Regions from separate parts of the Homo sapiens genome. Here all the other regions are linked to region 1. A link is a contact called in ENCODE Hi-C or POLR2A ChIA-PET data. All regions are on one chromosome and are shown on one strand. The core of a region is the stretch at or near the end of the contact, and the rest is flanking DNA. Distances in the headings are between cores, read along the strand shown. Region 1 has its middle 40 kb from the start of GLIS3. Region 2 has its middle 65 kb from the start of RFX3-DT. Region 3 overlaps RFX3 (regulatory factor X3).

Region 1 (4,016 bases), core at 270-2,769:
GGCAAGGCTGTGTGTGTGTGTGTGTGTGTGTGTGTGTGTGTGTGTGTTTAGTTTTGAAATGCAAAAACTGTATTTGTCCATAGCATGACTTCTTTTCACAGGAGTCAGGACACCTGATTCTAATCCTATCGCTTCTCCTGACTAGACAAGTTTCCTTGAACAAGGCATATCCCATTGAGATTTTGCTGCTGCTATGTGTTGGCAGTGTTGGACTAGATGAGTTTCCTTTAAGCTTAGCTTGTTAAAACACAGCTTTCAGGTCTTTCTGTAGACCTACTGAATGAGACTTTCTGGTAACAAAATTATACGTATATATAGAGAGATAGATGGATTTCTATTATATATGTGTGTACACACACACACACACACACATACACACACACACACACACACAATTTTTTAAACAAGCTCCCTGGATTATTCTTATTCAGGATGAGAATTCAGCTCAGGACTGGTATTTGGGAGTCACCATACTAGACAACCTATGAGGTACTGTTCATATCTACTAGTCAATGACTGTATAGGGCCCCAAACTTGAAGTCAAGATGTGGCTACCACTGAATTTCAAATAGGTCTGGAAGAATCTAAAGGGCATGTGACTTGTTCACAGGCATTGTTCTGCATGAAGTTTGGGGACAGACCCAGGGAGAAAAAGGAACTGGGGGAAAATAGTGTAAGTACTGGAGATTGGTTCCTGTAGCCAGCCCCATGGGAGAAGGAGCTGCAAGTAGAAAGTAGAGGAACCAAAAATATAGCCTCATATTGTATCACCTAAGGAGCCTGGAAAAAGCACTGTTGCTTGGGTCCCAGCTCCAGAGATCCTTATTTAATTGGTTTGGGGTATGTGCCTGAGTCTTGGGATTTTTTTTAAAGCTCCCCAAGTGATTCCATTTTGAAGCTAAGATTGAGATTCTGCATTAACACACAAGGACACAAAGCCTTCAAAATGAGACGGCTTTATGTGTTACAGGCTTACCCTTAAAACTATGTTGAAAAGCGGCATTTCAAGGACCCTCCTGGTGAGTTCATGAAGCAAAATAATCATGTTCAAAACAATTGAGACTGTCCATACAACACTACCTCGATATGTTTGGGAGGATAAACTCAACACCTCAGTCATGATTTAGTGGCTTGGCTTATATATTTGGTGGCATAGATAGAATTCTGTCCCCAGGTGTGTAAGTCACATGAAGCCAGTCCTCAATGACTGGATTTGTCTTCTTCACTGAAGTGAATTGATCTGTTGTTTTGTCACTATGTAGCTAAAGCCAGTGGGAGGGTGCCAGTTATTTGGAGAAAATGTTTCATTTTGAAGTACCAAAGACAGCCGATGAATTGTGTTCATGAAATACATGCTTCACTCTACTTTTTAATTTGCTCCTGTTTAAGTTAACTGAGAGTTTCGTCTTTATTTTTAAAGAATGACATTTATATAGACGTTCAAACTGCCAATCTGTTACATAAACAGCCTTGTTTTTTGAAGGGCTGGCGCCGCCTAGAGGCCAAATAGGTGCAGAGGTTTGGATTGCTAACCGGAAAGAACCTCTCCAACCTGTTGCTTCTGGTCCTTCTGTGATCCGTCTCTGTTGTGTGTATTTAGGGTCAGGTAAAGCTAATCAGACTTTTCATTGAGCAAAGTTTCCCAAGCAAGGGTGGAGATGCCACAGTGACATTTCAAAGCCAGATAACAATGCAATGATGGGATTTGGGAAGTTTGGTACAAAAGAAGCTTCTCACTGGGATCAAAACGTGCCCAGAGAACCAGAAACTGTAGGGGGAGGGAAGGGGGAGGGGAGGGGAGGGGGAGGGGGGAGGGGGAGGGGAGGGGAGGGGGTAGGGGAGGGGTGGGGGAGGGGAGGGGGAGGGAAAGGAAAGGAAAGGAAAAGAAAAGAGACAGAAAGGTAAAGCAAGTTTTTGGTGGGTAGTTTCCTAGAGTGAACTTAAGAGCAAACATTCTCTCATTTGGTATTGACCAAGACACAAAGACTAGGGAGAAGTCAACATTTAATACCAGCTGACAAGCGGCTTTGCTTCTTGCTCATCAGTGAATTCACCATGTCCTCACGGCTTGGCTTAGCATGAGGTTGATATTCCCCTAGAATCTCTGGATCTATTCCCTTTTTCTACAGCCTTCTCCATACTTTTAATATTTTCTTTCTTACATGGCCAACTTTTAATTACCACAGGGGAACAGAGTTAGTATGTATTTTTTAAATCTCTGAATAATCCAAAACGTCTGTACCCAGATAGAAGTTTAGGAATTACAAATCAAATGAGAAAAAAAAAAAAAAGTATGTCATTTTCCTTTATTTGCCATGACTGATGTCATCTGACTTTTGAGCTGAATAGAAGTGAGGGGGTGGGGGAAAACTTCAACTTCCCAATTAAAAGGCAACTCAATTCCAGGATGAAACATTCTTTTATTTTGTCTTACCCAGTGTCTTTGGGGCAAATTCCTCATCTTTCAGGATGCATCCTCCATCCCTGTTCTCCTTGCCCGGATGGTTCCTGGGTCTAGGGTTAAGCTTCTGTGTATTTGTGGTGGCAGGACAGCAGGAATGAGGGAGTGAGGGTGATGGTCCATGTGCTCATCTCCACATCCACGCTATTAACCACCATGGACACTTGAACCTGGAGACCGTTGTCGGAACCAGATCCCACCTGATTCTTGTTTTTGTTTAATTTTTTTGGAGACAGAGTCTCGCTCTGTCACCCATCACCCAGGCTGGAGTTCAGTGGCACTATCTCAACTCACTGAACCTCCGCCTCCTGGGTTCAAGCAATTGTCCCTGCCTCAGCCACCCAAGTAGCTAGGATTATAGGTGTGGGTGACCCCTCCTGGCTAATTTTTGTATTATTAGTATAGATGGGGTTTCGCCATGTTGGCCAGGCTGGTCTCAAACACCTGCCTCGGCCTCCCAAAGTGCTGGGATTATAGGTGTGAGCCACCGTGCCTGGCCTCACCTGATATTTTAGCAACTCTGCAAACACCCACAACTGGCATCTGACATCCTTGAATAGCCTCTGGACTGCAAGTCTTTCTTCCCTCTAATCCAAATGATCTGTTATCTCTTCTGGTCCAATGGTATGCTTAGAACTTATGTGTTTCCTTTTTGGGGACAGACTTTCCTAGTTGCATTATCTGATCCACAGGCTTGTGCAATACTCTCTAGGACAAAACAAGACTGCTCTCTATCCATCTACTTCCACTTCTTCTTCAGCCATTTCCAACCTATCTGGCATCACTGGAGCTTAAAGCTCTCCTGGCTTGCACTCACACGAGTGAAAGATAAGCTCTATTACCCTGGGATTACACACTTGTAGTTATCAGGCAACATCTGACCCTGTTCAAATCAACTCTCCTTCTTCTCCAGGCTGATGTGCACACAGCTCATTGTGTGCTGGAGAAAAACTCACCATTGTGAAGACTTGTCTCATTTCACATTCAAGGTCACTGATCTCCAGTAGATCCTTAATGCTGCCCTATATCATTTTTTCTCCCACTCTCCTCCATGACTTATTTCCCTCATTCTCTTCTGTCCTCAGACCCCTAGCACTTCCTCACCTATACTCACTTCCATCCAATGCATCCAATCCAAGCTCATCCCATTTATTGATAATTTGAAAACCAATAGAAAAAGACCACAGTCTTACAACCAGTGCCTCTGGCCAGCTCTGATAACTGTGCCCAGGTACTCTGCCTTCCCTCCTATGAACAAGCAATCAGTTCTAAGGAAAATTCCTCCACTTCAGCATTAGATCCCATGGCCAACAAATGGGATCTCCGCTTTTTTTTCTGTCATCACCTTTTTCCCACGTTACTGATTAAATCTCATAACAGTTAAGCATACTACATGCTTGTTGACCACGTATATGTCTTCTTTTGAGAAGTATCTGTTCATGTCCTTTGCCCATCTTTTAATGGGGATGTATGTTTTTGCTTGTTAATTTGCTTAAGTTCCTTGTGGATTCTGGATATTAGACCTTTGTTGGATGCATACTTTGCAAATATTTTC
Region 2 (4,078 bases), core at 406-2,905, 610 kb before region 1:
CAGCTAGACTGGGAAGAAACAGATCTGTGTTTAGTTGTGCTGTATTAGAAACATCACCCAATTCTAGGTTTCAGTTTTCTCATGTTCAAACTAAGTGGAGGAATTAAACTAAACAACTTCTAAGATACTTTCCACCTTTGAAATTTTAGACCTCTGGCTTTTGATTAAATTTCCTGAATGCCAACCTCCTCATCCAGAAGGACTATGCTGAAGGCCACATAAGAAAGTGATGACTTATGTTTACTTGAGCCCCTGTAATCCCAGTGGAGAGACTGAGATGCCTACCCATGAAGCTGAAGCACATATTTGGAATACGTAATGCTTTGTATTTCTTTAAAAATTTAATTTAGTTCATTTTTAAAGAGATTTTATTAGTCCATTTTCTGCTGTTTTAACAGAATATCACAGGCTGGGTAATTCATTTTAAAAAAGAAGTTGATTTGGCTCACAGCTCTGGAGGCTAGGAAGTCCAATAGCATGGCCCCAGCATCTGGTGAGGGCCTTCCCATGCATCATCCGTGGCAGAAGGCATTATGTGGTGAGCAAGTGCATGAGGTGGAGAGAAAATGGGGGCCAAACTTACCCTTTGATCAGGACCCCACTTCTGAGATAACTAATCCACTCCTGTAACAGCATTAATCCATTCACCAGGCAGAGCCCTCATGACCTCATCACTTCTCAAAGGCCCCACTCCCCAATACCATTTTATTGGAAATTAAATGTCAGCATGGGTTTTGGAGGGAACATTCAAACCATAGCAGAGAAAAAAGGCACTCCTTAGTCTGTGGTGATTAAAAAGGGTGAAGGGAGCAGGAATAAACTCAGCAATTCAGCACCCTGCGTACACCAATCTGAGAGATATAAAAAATATTTCCTGTTCAGGCAACAAAAACTTAAAAGCCAATAGTTATGGTACGCAAATAACTGATAAGCTAAACTGTATTAACAGTATAAACTGTTTTGTATTCCACTCTATATAACTTTACCAGGTAGGTTCCATTCTGGATTATTACAAATAGGGATTTGACATTTCTTTTATAATTGGACGCCTGGGGTGTACAATAAAAATATTTCAGTCTCTGCACCTCCCCTCTCTGCTTCCTTCTTTTACAATGGCAAATTTCCCTTCTCTTCTACAAGCTGACAAAATACAGCCTGCTTTCTGGCTCGCATGTACCACATGCTGGTCACACACAGCTGTTTACAAAAATGCAGACTTTTGCTGCCTAGAAGAGTATTTTACCCGGTACTCAGCAGTTATAGACAAGTGATTATCTTTAAACTCTGATCTTAAATTTGAGTGATGTAAGATGGTTGATTTATTCTTTATAATTATTCCATAAAAATAATAAATAGATACCTAATCTGAAAGATAGTTACAGATCTTGCTTTATGGAGGTCACTGAATTCTTCAGTGTTCCATGAATAACACTGTTCGGGTCTAAGAGGTCACAGCACAAATAGAAAGTAGTGTTGGATACACATTTCTTAGTCTCTACCAACAGAGATCACCAACATGAGAATTGTTCAGAAGGATAACGATGCCTCAAGTATGTAAGGTATGTCTGTAATACAAATGAAACAGGCATTTGGGGGAGAAAAAACCTTTTGCCTTACTCGAGAGAGGAGCCATTCCAGAGGCTTGCCTGCACGGAAGTCTGTGGCTCTAGCTGCATTTCAATGCAGTGCTTAGTTTATTCACCAGGGGTCATCAAAGGTCTGGATTTTCTTTGTCTACTTGTTGACTCATATGTACTCTCTATATACACTCAAGAACCACTGGATTCTTTAGAATTGTGCATCAGGAGATGTGGCTTGCTTTCCTTCTCCCCACCACTCCAGGCCCACCCCCAGCACTTACTCTTTATAGATTTCTACCAGCACACTGCAGCAAGCAAGTCCATTAGATGCATCACAGAAATGCCTTTTCTAACTAAACTAACTTATTTAAAAAAAAAGAGAGAGAGGAAACATGGTATCTAATTAGGTTTTTAAAAAATAATCATTTTCCAAAGTTAGAAAGTGAAAGGCTTTTCACACTATTGTTTTCTAGATTCATGAACCAAATTGCATGCTTGGAAAACAAATGGGTCACGGTTCACTTCTGTTAGATTTCACTTAGTAACGGGTCACAGAGGGCCAGATCAGGTCACCAGATGAACCAGTTAACACTAGGCTGGGACTTTTTAGTCCCTGTTGAGCAAGTAAATAATGAAAGTTTTCAATGAAGATTTTGTTTCTGGCACGGGTAGGATCTCATGGGTCTTGGTGAACCTGATGTCTGGATTGAATACCACCTTTTGTGCAGCCCGCAGTTCCTATCTCAGTTTTCTGTGAAGCACCCTTAAATACCTTTAGTACATAGCTATTGCAAGTAGTTTGATACTTTCTTACCTCTATCCTCTGAATAAACCAGATTGCATCCTTTGAAAGCTCAAAAGTGAGACATATTTCAGCCACAACGAGGAGTGGATTCAGCTTATAGCTTCTTCCCAGGGGAACATAGCTTCTATTTATGAATCAGTGGTATTGAGAGGTGACAACCTGCTGACAGCCCTCGCAGCCCTCGCTCGCTTTCGGCGCCTCCTCGGCCTTGGCGCCCACTCTGGCCCCGCTCGAGGAGCCCTCCAGCCCGCCGCTGCACTGACGGAGCCCCTTTCTGGGCTGGCCAAGGCCGGAGCCTGCTCCCTCAGCTTGCAGGGAGGTGTGGAGGGAGACGCGCAGGCCGGAACCGGGGCTGCGCGCGGCGCTTGCGGGCCAGCGCGAGTTCCGGGTGGGCGTGGGCTCAGCGGGCCCGCACTCGGAGCAGCCGACCAGCCGGCAATCCCCGGGCAGTGAGGGGCTTAGCACCTGGGCCAGCAGCTGCTGTGCTCAATTTCTCGCCCGGCCTTAGCTGCTTCCCTGCGGGGCAGGGCTCGGGACCTGCAGCCCGCCATGCCTGAGCCTCCCCCCACTCCGTGGGCTCCTGTGCGGCCGGAGTCTCCCCGACGAGCGCCGCCCCCTACTCCACGGCGCCCAGTCCCATCGACCGCCCAAGGGCTGAGGAGCGCGGGCACACGGCGCGGGACTGGCAGGCAGCTCCACCTGCGGCTGAGTGCGGGATCCACTGGGTGAAGCCAGCTGGGCTCCTGAGTCTGGTGGGGACTTGGAGAACCTTTATGTCTAGCTAAAGGATTGTAAATACACCAATCGGCACTCTGTATCTAGCTCAAGGTTTGCAAACACACCAATCGGCACCCCGTGTCTAGCTCAGGGGTTGTGAATGCACCAGTGGACACTGTATCTAGCTACTCTGGTGGGGAGGTGGCAAACTTTGTGTCTAGCTCGGGGATTGTAAATGCACCAGTCAGCACCCTGTCAAAACGGACCAATCAGCTCTCTGTAAAATGGACCAATCAGCAGGATGTGGGGGGGGGTGGGCGGGGCCAGATAAGAGAATAAAAGCAGGCTGCCCGAGCCAGCAGTGGCAATCCCCTCAGGTCTTCCTTCGCTGTGTGGAAGCTTTGTTCTTTCGCTCTTTGCAGGAACTCTTGCTGCTGCTCGCTCTTTGGGTCCACGCTGCCTTTAGGAGCTGTAACACTCACGGCGAAGGTCCGCAGCTTCACTCCTGAGCCAGCGAGACCACGAGCCCACCGGGAGGAAAGAACAACTCCAGACGCGCCGCCTTAAGAGCTGTAACACTCACCGTGAAGGTCCGCAGCTTCACTCCTGAGCCGGCGAGACCACGAACCCACCAGAAGGAAGAAACTCCAAAGACGTTCAAACATCAGAAGGAACAAACTCCGGACACGCCACCTTTAAGAACTGTAACACTCACCGCGAGGGTCCATGGCTTCATTCTTGAAGTCAGTGAGATCAAGAACACACCAATTCTGGACCCAGTATCTCCCCATACCCTAACTCCTTTCCCAAAGTAGGCAGAAAAACAGCCCTGTTGTTCCGGTGGAAGCCTTAGCTCTGTATTCCTTTTAGACTGTATTTCAAAACGCATTATTAGAGCCCCAAAGTCACCTGGTGAAAGAATGTGAGAGCTGGAAGTGGCCTCAAAATCCAGTTGAACCCTCTTATTTCATATGTT
Region 3 (4,284 bases), core at 868-3,367, 940 kb before region 1:
TGTGATGTTCTCCTTCCTGTGTCCATGTGTTCTCATTGTTCAATTCCCACCTATGAGTGAGAACATGCGGTGTTTGGTTTTTTGTCCTTGCAATAGTTTGCTGAGAATGATGGTTTCCAGCTTCATCCGTGTCCCTACAAAGGACATTAACTCATCATTTTTTATGGCTGCATAGTATTCCATGGTGTATATGTGCCACATTTTCTTAATCCAGTCTATCATTGTTGGACATTTGGCTTGGTTCCGAGTCTTTGCTGTTGTGAATAGTGCCGCAGTAAACATATGTGTTCGTGTGTCTTTATAGCAGCATGACTTATAATCCTTTGGGTATATACCCAGTAACGGGATGGCTGGGTCAAATGGTATTTCTAGTTCTAGATCCCTGAGGAATCGCCACACTGACTTCCACAATGGTTGAACTAGTTTATGGTCCCATCAACAGTGTAAAAGTGTTCCTATTTCTCCACATCCTCTCCAGCACCTGCTGTTTCCTGACTTTTTAATGATTGCCATTCTAACTGGTGTGAGATGGTATCTCATTGTGGTTTTGATTTGCATTTCTCTGATCGCCAGTGATGATGAGCATTTTTTCATGTGTCTTTTGGCTGCATAAATAGAGTAAATCATTTCTAAGGTCCTTTCCAACTTTAAAACTTACTATTTGGTGATCTAAAACAATTAACGTATATCCAAAAGCCAACTGATATGCCCTAAACTTAGCCAAAGAATCAAGTTAACTAATTTTGTGTATGGTATAATATGGTACTAAAATCAAAATTCGATTATAGTCTTATACAAAGATAGCCCCAAATCCATAACATTTAATACAGTTGAAAGATGAGGGAGACTACTATCATGTAAATGAGATTTGTAAACAAAGACATGTACTTTCTCTCATTCACAATTAAACATGCCACGTTTCTCAGTTTTGCCTGACCTGCCATTGTTTACTCTAACAGGTATGCTTTCTCCGGCTTCCTGGCCTTGACATCCCCTTTTACTACTTATGCATTCAATAAAAGAAATATGAATTTCCTTGCTATTGAGCAAAGACCAGATTTCTAGTTTTCTTTCCTGGAGGAATGGAGCAAGAGAAACAGTGTTTAATTGGTAGCATAAGAAAAGCACTGCATCATAGTTTAAATCTATATGAAATACAGTGAACATTAATTTTTAACTAAGAAATTTTTGAAAGAGTATTCAGTTTTTCAAGGAGAAAATTAACCCCTCTTGGCATCTGTTGTCACAGCATGACTTCTTCTAATTTTCCCCCAAAACCTTCAATCATATTCAATTTCAGAAACGGACCTCTGAAGACAATGCATCTATTCTTCTTATTTTGTAAACGAGGAACCTAAAACCCAGAGAGATTAAGAGACTTGTTCAAGGTGACAGGAGTAGACTTGGGACTGGGCTTTTTCACTTTGACTCTGTGCTTAATTTTCTTTCTACACTTTGACATTGGCATCTTTTTAGGGGATTATTTTCTCATTCTTTTGTTAGTGAAACCCCTAAAGCAGCACAATAAACCTTGTACATGCAAAAGGTATAGCAGTAACAACTAGCACTGATTGTTCAACACACGCTAAGAATTCTTTTAAGTGCTTGATATATTTATTAATTTAAAAATGAATCCATGTAACAACTCAATGCAGTTGGTATGACTATAATCTGCATTTACAAATGAGGAACCTCAGGCACAGAGAGCAGAAGTGGCTAGGGGTTTACAAAATAAATGGAAAGTGATCAATTCAGTGGCTAATACTCCTAGATGGGTTAGCTAATGCTCAGCTCCAGCATATTGTGAGTATGTGGGAAACTTCCTTCCATTTTCCGAAAGAAACTGAAAGTCCAGATTTTTATGTGAAATCTCACAAATGGTGGTTTATTTAAATGTAGTACTGATCTCCAAACACACACACACACACAATCTTTGAACCAGCATTAAGACCACAGAAATGACCAAAAATGTTTGAGAATGACACTATTTTTTACTACACAAAATTCTTGCCTAACGAGTATTACTAGAGGACCAATAGTTCTCAAAATTTGGGGAGAGAATACACAAATTAAGAACCCAGTCTGTGCCTCTTCCTCTTTCTTCTACCACAGACAGGAAACAAAAAAAAAAAATCCCTAAAAAAGAAAGCAAAAGCCAGGGTCCTTTGATTTATTACACATTTATATGCCATTTGTGCTATAGCAGAGGAACTATTAGTAAGAGTGAGGCAATGCTTTTCTGCAAAGAATAAGGAATGAACCAGACATTAGATATCATCTTCTGTGAGGTCTTTTTCAGCCTCTCTTGTCAACTCCAAGATGGCTGGTGGCCTCTGTCAGTTTAGTGTACAGATGAGGAAGACAGCGTTGCCAGTTATAGCTTCTCCTTTAAGCTGTTCAACTAAGAGTAGATGAGTTTCTTACAATGATGTCACTCGCACTAAATCTGCCTCCTATTTCCCCCAGAGCTGGATGGGAATGTTCCAGAGTCTAACTTGTTTGCACATACATTGTATTACAGACTACTCTACATACTTTTTTTGGTCTATGACCCACACTTTGACATCAACTGTTTTAGATCAAACACATGCAAGAATGTAAAGAAAAAAGTTCTCTTTAAAAATTAAAACTACCATGTATACATATGTAACTAACCTGCACAATGTGCACATGTACCCTAAAACTTAGAGTATAATAAAAAAAAAAAAAAAAAAAAAAAAAAATTAAAACTACCTTTAAAGTAATTCTTAACAACTCCCAATAAGCCACCTGGGAGAGCATATCAGAAGATAAAAGGCATAGATTTGGAAATTGGCCTTCTATGGACTACATTTGACTCCCCACTCGGGTTTTGTTTGACTCAGAGTGATTACAAAATTCTTAATTGCTAACATTTAAAAATCAGAAAACTTTGAACTAAAAAACAAATTTCCAGGCCGGGCACAGTGGTTCATGCCTGTAATCCCAACACTTTGGGAGGCCAAGGTGGGTGAATCACCTGAGGTCAGGAGTTCAAGACCACCCTGGACAATACGGTGAAACCCTGTCTCTGCTTAAAAAAAAAAAAAAAAAAAAATCAGCTGGTCATGGTGGTGGGCACCTGTAATCCCAGCTACTATGGAGGCTGAGACAGGAGAATCCCTTGAACTTGGGAGGCAGAGGTTGCAGTGAGCTGAGATCTCATCATTGCACTCCAGCCTGGGCGACAAGACCAAAACTCCGTCTCAAAACAAAAAACAAAAAAGAAACAAATTTCCAGAATTTCTTGAAACATCTGAAAATTTTAAAGAGGTGAGCACATATTATGTGTTCTATAGGCAAATTATTTAAATGGTTATACTCTTTTCAATTGAATGGCCTCTATAGGCATTTGAGTTTGTGACTCTTTTGAGGGTAATCAGAAATCTATTTCTACATATAAAGATTGAAGTAGAAAATTGCTTTTTGAGGGGGCCGGGGGCAGTGGCTCACGCTTGTAATCCCAGCACTTTGGGAGGCCAAGTGGGGCAGATCTCGAGGTCAGGAGTTTGAGACCAGCCTGAACAACATGGTGAAACCCCGCCTCTACTAAAATACAAAAATTAGCCAGGCATGGTGGTGCATGCCTGTAATCCCAGCTACTCAGGAGGCTGCAGCAGGAGAGTCACTTGAACCTGGGAGGCAGAGGTTGCGGTGAGCCAAGATCATTCCACTGCACTCCAGCCTGGATGACAGAGCAAGACTCCGTCTCAAAAAAAAAAAAAAGAAAATTGCTTTTTGGGTTTGAAACAATATTGATGACATTTATATTAATTTTACACAGAAAAGTAATACCCAAGTTTAGACCATTTTACTGCTAGAAATGTATCACTAGATTAAAACTAGTGATTTTATCAATAGATGTATCACTAGATTAAAACTATGATTTTCCTTATTTTAAAGATGAGTTAACTGAGGCCCAGAGATGTTACATCACTTACCGAAGGCCATACAGACGCTGCACAAAGACAAGTAAGAAAGGCAAACTGATGAATTTTTAGAATGAGACAGGAAGAAAAGAAAAAGTTGTCAACTACTTAATAGGAGGAATCTTATAGAATAGAGTAGGGGAAATAAGATAGGTAAAAAACAATGGTTGTAAAACATAAAGCTAGAGAGTCACGGAGAACTTTCCATCAAGCCTCCAGCTGTACCTATAAACCACATCCAAACTGTTACATAAAGCCTAGTCCTGCACAACCAAGTATCCCATCAAGTATCAACCAAGTCCTAGTATATGTTCTGTTTATTCCCAAATTACTGCTC

Evidence for each region. A loop is a pair of places that touch in the nucleus more often than their neighbours do. ChIA-PET counts read pairs that join two places held with the same protein, here RNA polymerase II (POLR2A). Pooled maps may share reads with other maps.
Region 2: a loop to region 1 is called in a map of CD4-positive, alpha-beta memory T cell, with 32 times the contacts of the local background. The contact joins two enhancer-like sites. A Hi-C loop is called at or near these places in 54 of 168 maps with a recorded cell type or tissue (CD14-positive monocyte, CD4-positive, alpha-beta T cell, CD4-positive, alpha-beta memory T cell and 32 more), 35 of 37 single-sample maps with no recorded cell type and 46 of 50 pooled maps. POLR2A ChIA-PET finds 5 or more read pairs at or near these places in 2 of 52 experiments (A673 and MCF 10A).
Region 3: a pooled map shows a loop between it and region 1 (2.8-fold over the local background). The contact joins two enhancer-like sites. A Hi-C loop is called at or near these places in 4 of 50 pooled maps. POLR2A ChIA-PET finds 5 or more read pairs at or near these places in 2 of 52 experiments (HEK293 and activated CD4-positive, alpha-beta T cell).

Annotation. Positions count from the first base shown.
Region 1 is chr9:4,338,017-4,342,032 of GRCh38, forward strand. It overlaps a transcript of GLIS3 not described here. Among named protein-coding and RNA genes, the nearest start is that of GLIS3, 40 kb to the left of the region's middle. RefSeq lists an enhancer at 1,373-1,667. Within about 2 kb of position 1,520, at least 4 of the 41 ENCODE cell types and tissues checked have a DNase peak (open chromatin) inside an H3K27ac peak, as active enhancers do.
Region 2 is chr9:3,731,101-3,735,178 of GRCh38, forward strand. No RefSeq gene overlaps it. Among named protein-coding and RNA genes, the nearest start is that of RFX3-DT, 65 kb to the left of the region's middle. Within about 2 kb of position 1,656, at least 8 of the 41 ENCODE cell types and tissues checked have a DNase peak (open chromatin) inside an H3K27ac peak, as active enhancers do.
Region 3 is chr9:3,396,219-3,400,502 of GRCh38, forward strand. The region is part of intron 1 of RFX3 (regulatory factor X3); the gene reads right to left. Among named protein-coding and RNA genes, the nearest start is that of RFX3, 130 kb to the right of the region's middle. Within about 2 kb of position 2,118, at least 7 of the 41 ENCODE cell types and tissues checked have a DNase peak (open chromatin) inside an H3K27ac peak, as active enhancers do.